2 separate regions of the Homo sapiens genome follow, and region 2 is linked to region 1. A link is a contact called in ENCODE Hi-C or POLR2A ChIA-PET data. All regions are on one chromosome and are shown on one strand. The core of a region is the stretch at or near the end of the contact, and the rest is flanking DNA. Distances in the headings are between cores, read along the strand shown.

Region 1 (4,185 bases), core at 1,071-3,570:
AATAATCTAACAGGGAATTTCAGACAACCTAGCCTAGACTAAATGCTGGGCAGCACCTGGCAGACAAGGTGGCAAAGCCCCTATAAATAGTGATGATTCACTAACATGACATAAATCAAGATTTTAACTCACCAAAAACTAACATTTTGATTTAAAAACACAAATCAGTGCCATTAAAATTCATCAGCGGCCCCTAGCACATGAGTAATGAGATCATATCAACTTATATCATGTAACTAAAAGGAAAAGGTGGTTTTCTAAATGGTAATTCAGATTGGACAAATAACACACTGTATCAAGTTTTGTAGCTCTAGGCCATATTTTGCTAAACACAAAGGTACATTATGCATGACTAAAGAAAACAGTGAAAATCAGAGCAATTAATTTCCCAGCTATGTTTCCCATAAAAAGACATCACTACTATGATCTGCTTATAACACAAACTTTTTTGCATTGCACAATGATCTAAGTGTGTAATAACTTACATATTTCACTAAGATGTAACATCCTTCAAAACATCCTTATAATGAAAGTTTTCCAAAAACATTATTGATCACCGGCATGTCTCATGTTTTAAAATTACTGACGAATCCTTTACTATTTTCTTTACAGCTAGAAATAATTCTTCTTGATCACTAGAGTGTAAAGGGGTATAAAGTACAAAGACTGAATATTTTCTTAAATACTAACATCCCAGTTGACACAGGACATTTCCCATAACTTGCCCAAAACAATAATTAGGAGAGTTGTCACTGGAATCCTAAAAATATATGTAAGAAAACAGAGATTCGTTGGCATCAATTTAGCACAGCAAGAGATTTCCATTAAGTGCTTTTTCAAATTATTTGCAAACACTTTTTAGCTGAACCCTCTCATTTCCAGTGGAGCCTTTTATGTTTCTTTGCAGAACTCAAGAACCTTTTCTCAGGTGGCTCTGCTTTGCTGCAGGTAAGTTTGGTATTAACACATTTTCTTTATCTGTTGGAGGTAGTGAAACGGCTCTCTTCCTCCGTTGTCTTTCACTGGCACCTTTGTGGCCGCTCGTAGTCACTGACCTCACCTTGCTGGAAAGGTGGCTAAGAAAAGAGCAGTTTCTAATAACTCAAGGGAACTGCAGCGTTTCCATTCAGAACAAACAGCAGGACCCAGCTGGAGGGGTGCAGCTCTAAAGAAGTAAGACCCGCACCACAGCGGACAACTTCCAGAGGCTCTTCTCCAACACCGCCAAACACAGGCGGAAACACGGAGCCTGGACAGAAAGAGGGACGAGCAGAGAGATGGGCGCAGAGAGCAAGAGACAGGGGAGCCAGGAAGACCGGGAGCGAAAGCCTCTTGAGAGAGAGAGAGAGACCAAAAGATTGTGCGAAAGTGACAGAGGGAAGAGGATGAAGGGACAGAGGAGGGACACACTGGGAGAGCCAGAGCAGGCGGTGGGGAGAGGGAGACAGACGCACGGAAGGAAAGAGAGACCGGGGGGAGAGGCAAAGGATAGCAATAAGGAGAGGAAGGGAGAAAGGAAGAAAAGGGAGAGAATGAAAGACCCAGAACTTGAGAGAGAGGCATAGAGAGAGAGAAGCAGGAGAGAGAGGAGAAGAGACAGGCAACTGAAGCAGAGACGGAGCCCAGTCCAAGGCGCCGGGACCAGCCCGCTGCGCACTTTCCCCCACGGCAAGGCTGGGTCTCGGGAGGCGTCCGGGGCAGGTGGGTGCCTGCGGGTCCCGCCTGGGCTGGCCCTGGGCCCCCGCCCCGCCGGGCTCCCTCCCATTTCCCGGATTCCGCGACTGCCCTCAGCTCGCCCTCCCGCCCCATCCCTCCGCTCGCAGGTCCGACTCCCTGCCTTGGGGCGTCCCTACAGCCCGAAGCACGTGTCCCGCCCGCCGCCGCCGCTGCCCCGACTCCTCGCCTGCGCAGGCACGAGGCCTCGGGGTCCCGGCAGAGCCGCCCGCGCACAAAGCCGAGGCGGCCACCGCCTGACCCCCTCCCCGCCGCCGCCACCGCCCCACGGCCGCGCAGCCCGCCCTCGCTCTCGCCCTCTCCCTCGCGCGCTCCGTCCTGCCTAGGGCGACCGCCGCCCAGCTCCGCACCCAGCCGCTACCCGTCCCGCGCCGCCCCTCGCTCTGCCCGGCTCTCGCCGGCTCGGCCGCCTCCCGCGCGCTCGGGAACTCGGCCACCCGCAGGGGACGGGGCCCCGCCGCGCGCGCCTTACCCGCGGCTGCGCTCCCGGCTCCCGCGTCCTCAGCGCCGCGGTCTCCGCACTGCCCGGCGTCCCGCGAGGCCCCGCCGACTCCGCGCCCCGCGCCCGGCTGCGCCGTCAACTTCTGGCCGCCGCGGCCGCTCCGCCGCCGCCGCCGCCGCCACCGCGGGACTTTTTTTTTTTTTTTTTTTTTTTTTCCCTCTCGCTCCTCGGCTGCCTCTGGAATTTTTTTTTTTCACTTGCCCTCTCCAGCTCCCACTAGTGATTGGAGACTGAGAGCCAAGTACTTAGCGGAGGGATTACACTTCTCAACGCACTTGGAGCGGCCCCAGCGCCGCCGCCTGTGTGCGGAGTGCGGAGCCGACTTGGGGAGCGGCGGGGTGCGGGCCGGAGGCAGCCCGGGTACAGGGGTGCGCTTCCCAAGCCCCGTCCGCTGCTCAGAGCATCCCCAAGATTTCCCTCATGGGTCCTGTCCTGGTTGTTTAAGAAGGTTTCCAGAAAACCTCCTGGTTTGAAGAACAAAGATTCGTGGAATTATTGTACCTTGAGAGCTGGAAAGGGCTCGCAGAGATGATATAATGTCGTGGATTTCAACTTTTCGGGGCCATAGACACTTTTCAGAAATTGATAAAACGTTGACACACCTTGTAAAAAATGAACACATTAAAATTAAGCCTGCAGTTTGAGGTGGGGGTTTTAAGAATCTTGAAATATATACAGTTGAGCGTCCAAGGGAAATGAAATATTTCCCTTCTACATATTTTTTGAAACCGTTAAACGAAAACAACCACCAAAAAATTAAAAATAAAAAAATAAAACCCAAAAGAGAAAACCCATTCCATTTGTATTTGATGACAGTTTACAGTTAGTCGTGTTTCTTTTGGAAAAGTATGTAACGTCTTATACTTTGTGGTCTCCTTGCTAAGTCTTTAAGTGTTGAAACACTTTCTAAGTGGGTAAATATAAAGTAAGCTAGTTCACAGTCAGAAATTTGGGGAGAATAGTTAACCTCTTTAAAATCAGCCATTTTGCCAACTCTATTTCCCAGGGAGATATCTCGTGACTTCCAAATACTCTTTTCCTTTCAATACCTTTCAGCTTCCCACTCTCCAGCATTACTTATTTTCTCCTTCTGTAAAATTTTTTTCCTCCAAAATATTGACAAACAGTCTCTGGTCACCACCAAGTGTGTGATCTAAGTCATTTTTTTTTTTAACAGTTTTTCACCCTGAAGTAACTTTCTTCCAATTTTCTTCATATCTATTTCTATATTCAATTCTTAGCCTACTATTTTCTTTCAACTACTCCCTTTTCTTAAATTGTTTCTATTAAATCTTTTTTAAACATTAAATGTAATCTTTTTGCACTTATCAATAAAAAATTCATTTGTGTATCAATTTATTTTATGCAGCTTGCACTTAAAGCAGGCGGTGCCCCCAGTGTTTATTGAGTGTATGAAGATGTGGTCATGTTTTTTCTATAAAAGCAATGTTAGAGTCTCCACAAAGGTCTTTTTGCCCCATGATATATCTGCATTGTGATTTCTAATGCCAAACTGGAAGAAGAAAGGTATCTGAAAGAAAATTTCCAAAACAAGTGAAATTAGTCATTGACATCATCTGACCTTCCTTATTCAACCACTGTTCCAGTCCCCAGTACCAGTACTCATCCTCTTGCCCCAAGAATTCCAAGATAAAATCCATTCATTTTACTCTCATCCCAATTCTTCTCTGATACCCTCACTCCCACCCCTTCCCTTTTCCACCTCCTTTCTTTCAAAACAATAAAGCATATGACTACCTAAATTACCTTCTACCTGGTCCTCAATCCAATTTTTCATCATCTCCATCCTCATATTAACTAAGTGTTTTGTGGGGAGAAGGGGGCTTGAAGACACGGAAATTATAACTTCTACACCATTAAAATAAAAGACAAAGCAAGGAATTATGAGCTATTATGTAATTAACTAAAAATAATAAATTATCGAAAAT
Region 2 (4,185 bases), core at 924-3,423, 310 kb after region 1:
GTTTTAACCCATTCAAAATTTCTAGCCCATCACCCCAAATTCATAGTTGCAGATATAGATATTTGAGCCATAGGTATATTTAAAGCAAACATTCCTTCTTCTCATAAAGGGAAAATGGGGCAAAACATTCAAATAAGCCTGGTTTTTAAAGAAAAATTATATCAGGGAAAATAAAAATTACAGAAAATTGTATCAGAAACCGAAACAGCTTTTCTACTGGCGTGGTAGTATACTGAACTACAAGGCAATAACACATTACTTCAGTAATGAAGTAATAGGCACAGAGCACTAAAAAAGATCCAAAGGCCAAGCCGGAAGTCAAACTGTATATATAGGTGAAAAACTACTAGTGGGAAGCTAATAACGAGCCACACATAATTCAATTGCTTTCCCGCTATAAAAGGAGGAGATTTTCAGAAAACTAATAGAAGGACTGTCCTGATATTGACACGATACAAATCAGAATCGTGTAAAGCCAACTGATATTTCACAGGCAGCCTGCCCTCCTTTATTAATCTTTAACTTGTGTCTGGGGAATAATATGAAAGTTGGGCTCAACTTCCTCTGGCCCCATTCTTCCCTACAAGAAAATGTATTTCATTTAGATTATCAACCCATGTACTTGCAACTTCCCTTTACTTGGGGATTCCCTTCCTAACTTCTCTCATTTGTTATTAAAATTCCTAGCACTGGCAAGGTCACAGCCACACTACAAAACCAGTGTCATTTCATTTCTAGTCACTGTCCGTTCATTTCTAGATGCTTCTTCTGCTAGCTTCATTTGGAATTCATCTGCCTTAAAACAGTCTCTGCCCCAAGCAATGGCAATATTTTTATTGGCCTTTCCAAGACTCCTCCATCTGGTTATTAGTGCCCAAGCCCTTCCTCAAATACCAAGCAGGCAGGAAATAGCAGCATACTCTTTCAAACACGTCGAAAAGGTTGGAATTTCTGTAGAGTTATGGATTTTCTTTTAGGGAAAGTCTAAACAATGTCTTTGCTCTAGTACTAGGGAAGGAAGCTTGGTATTTCCCACACTTGTATCTCAGCTTCATTAGTGGGTGAGAGGGGAGAAAGGAGAACTCAAGATGAACTACACAGAGTGACAAAAAAAAAGGCCTGAAATTAAAGAGAAATATCTTGAGATTCTCTTTCCCCGCAATGGAGAGAGAATGTAGGTAGAGCTGAAGAACTAAAGCCACAGGCACAGGATGAAAGCAGCCGACAGGACAGTTTTCCAGGAGGGATTCGCGCCTAGCCTTGTTGGCCAAATAAGGCTACCGAACGGGCCGTTTCCGTGGCAGGCGGGTTCAGACGTCCTCCCCGTCAGGAAGGCGGACTTGGGATAGGATCTGGCGATCACACCCTAAATCTGCCCTGCCCAGCGCCGCCACGAATTTTCCTTCCAAGCTCTGCCCTGTCCACACGCCCTTCCTTTTTCCACTTATTGTAAAACGCACCGAAGGCACAGTCTTACAAAAGCCCCAACAAGTACTCAAGTGTTAACAAATCTCGTGTTCATGACAAATGTGTTTCTTAAACGAGCTTTATTTCTGGACGCGCAGAAGTTTTCCCCAAACAGGTTACACAAAACTGTAAATATCTGGGGGAGAAATAAATGCTTCTCAGTAGCCTGGGAGCAAAGAAAAACTAACGCGCCTTTTCCTTTGAGTCCCGCTTCCTACCCTCCAAGAGACTGGCGCAGGACTGGGCACTCAGACACCACACCACGGTGGTGCCGGGCGACGCCGGCAGCCGGGTGGGTGGGAGCGGCAGTGCCCGTCCCTGCCGGCCCTCGCCACCTCCGGGCGCCCTCCCGCGTCCCCGTCTCCGCTACGCTGGTCCCGGTCGGCCCGGGCTGCGGGGACCCCAGGGCTCGCCCTCTGGCCTCATGCGGACTCCAGCGCTGCCCTTTTCCGGGCGCTCCTTTTCCCAAGCTGCTCTCCCACCTCCGCCGCTCCGCGCCCAGAAAGCACCTGAGGAGCCATCCCTGCCCGAGGAGCGCCCCCTCCTCGTCCCCAACCGGGCTTCCCTTCTCGCGTTCGGCGCACAGCGGCCGGTTCTTTCCCTTCTCCCACCGGAGATCCGAGAGGCGCATCGCCGGCCGGCCGCCACTCACCTCGGGTCCGGCGCGGCGCGGGGCTGCCTCCGCCTCAGACAAGGGCTGACAAGTGACTCGCGGTGAGGGCGCCGTCCCCACCGCCCGCGGGAACTTCCGCCTCCTGGCTCTCCCTCGCCCCACCCCCGACCCAGGACACGCCCCTCCGCTCCCGGCCACGCCTCTGGGCCAGTCCCAGCCGCGCCGCGCAGGGGCGGGGAAGGTGGCGGCGGCGCCGGGCGCTCGGGCTTGCTGGGGCTGGCTGAAGCAGCTGCGGAAAGACAACTGCGCTACCGAGTTTCGGTGGGAGTAGTCTTAGCGGATTTTGAGCGCTACCTGGCAAAGGTCTAACCCTCCGCTCGTCCGTTTTGTAGTGGGTGCATTTTTCTCTCCAGAAATTTAAATTGGCAAGCAGTTGCTCTGCCTAAAAATAGAAGGGTACTTTGGATAAATCTCTATCTATGCAAGTTCAGCGGTTACTGCCTGCGTTTTTTTTTTTGAAAGAGCTTTACATGCTCTGAAAAGTGCAGACCCAGAAGTTTACCTGTCAGGAAGGTGAAAACCAGTAACCCTAACAGAAGTTAACCCTGTCCATCACACCAGAAGACAGTGATACATAAAAGCGGCCAAAAGTGATTCAACCACTGTATCTTCAGTTTATTTTTCTAAATCCAAATCAATAGTCCACTTTCCAGCCTTCTATAGGGTTGCTTGATACGCCCGAGGAATTTATTCATAAGAAAACGTGAATAATGTTCACTGAACATACGGAAAGTAACTAGACTGTTACACTGTGAATTGGCTTATAAAACGTGAAAAGGACAATTCTTAACCAAGGAGCATATAAAGCAAGGATGAACTTCATGAGGTCCGTGAGCTCCCCGGCCCCCAGAAGTGCAAGCAAAATTCCAAAGGCGAAGATCCAAAGCTGCTCTTTCCCTAACGGTAGCCACTGGCCACATGTGGCTATCGAACAGTTGAAATGTGGCTACTGTAACTGAGACCATGAATTTTTTGTTTTACGTAATTTTAAATAATTTAACATTTAAAACTGAAGCAGGATAACATTTCTTTACTTTTTTTTTCTTTGAGACGGATTCTTGCTCTGTCTCCCAGGCTGGGATCAGTGGTGCAATCTCGGCTCACTGCAACCTCCACCTCCCGGGTTCAAGCGATTCCCCTGCCTCAGCCTCCTGAGTAGCTGGGATTACAGGCGTGCGCCACCACGCCCGGCTAATTTTTTGTATTTTTAGTAGAGATGGGGTTTCACCATGTTGGCCAGCCTGATCTCGAACTCCTGACCTCAGGTGACCAACCCGCCTCGGCCCCGCAAAGTGCTGGGATTACGGGCATGAGCCACCGCGCCAGGTCGTTAACATTTCTTTTAAGCACTACATTTAAGGACTAAAGTTGAAAATATAATGCCCAAATTGAAATGCGTTGGAAGTGTAAAATGCACACTGGATTTCGACGACTTGGTATGAAAAAATAATGTAAAATGCCTCAATAATTTTTATATTGATTATATGCTGAAATCATCATATTTTATGTTTTGTTAAATGATACATGATTATGGCCGGGCGCGACGGCTCACGCCTATAATCCCAGCACTTTGGGAGGCTGAAGCGGGTGGGTCACCTGAGGTCAGTAGTTCAAGATCAGCCTGGCCAACATGGCGAAACCCCGTCTCTACTAAAAATACAAAAATTAGCCGGGTGTGGTGGCGCATGCCTGTTATCCCAGCTACTTGGGAGGCTGAGGCAGGAGAATCACTTGAACCCGGGAGGTAGAGGTTGCAGTGAGCCGAGACCATGCCACTGCCCTCCAGCCTGGGCGACAGAGCAAGACTCCGCACCAAAAAAAAAAGAGTAATAATAATAATATTTGATTAAAATTAATTTCACTTTTTAAAAAAAATGTGGCCACTAGATAATTTAAAATTACTTACGTGAGCAGGGTGCAGTGGCTGACACCTATAATCCTAGCACTTGGGAGGCTGAGGTGAGAAGATGGCTTGAGGGCAGGAGTTTGAGGTTAACCTAGGCAACATAGCAAGACCCATCTCTAAAAAAATCCAAAAAATTAGC

What was found. A loop is a pair of places that touch in the nucleus more often than their neighbours do. ChIA-PET counts read pairs that join two places held with the same protein, here RNA polymerase II (POLR2A). Pooled maps may share reads with other maps.
Region 2: a loop to region 1 is called in a map of PC-3, with 7 times the contacts of the local background. The contact joins the promoter of PDLIM5 here to the promoter of BMPR1B in region 1. A Hi-C loop is called at or near these places in 2 of 168 maps with a recorded cell type or tissue (PC-3 and ascending aorta) and 5 of 50 pooled maps. POLR2A ChIA-PET finds 5 or more read pairs at or near these places in 1 of 52 experiments (A673).

What each region holds. Positions count from the first base shown.
Region 1 is chr4:94,756,090-94,760,274 of GRCh38, reverse strand. It overlaps BMPR1B (bone morphogenetic protein receptor type 1B), which reads right to left and starts at 2,320. Exons shown (of 13, transcript NM_001203.3): 1 at 2,207-2,320. It overlaps BMPR1B-DT (BMPR1B divergent transcript), which reads left to right and starts at 2,742. Exons shown (of 3, transcript NR_121610.1): 1 at 2,742-2,881.
Region 2 is chr4:94,449,930-94,454,114 of GRCh38, reverse strand. PDLIM5 (PDZ and LIM domain 5) reads right to left here and starts at 2,173. Exons shown (of 13, transcript NM_006457.5): 1 at 2,120-2,173. RefSeq lists silencers at 1,674-1,933, 2,104-2,523.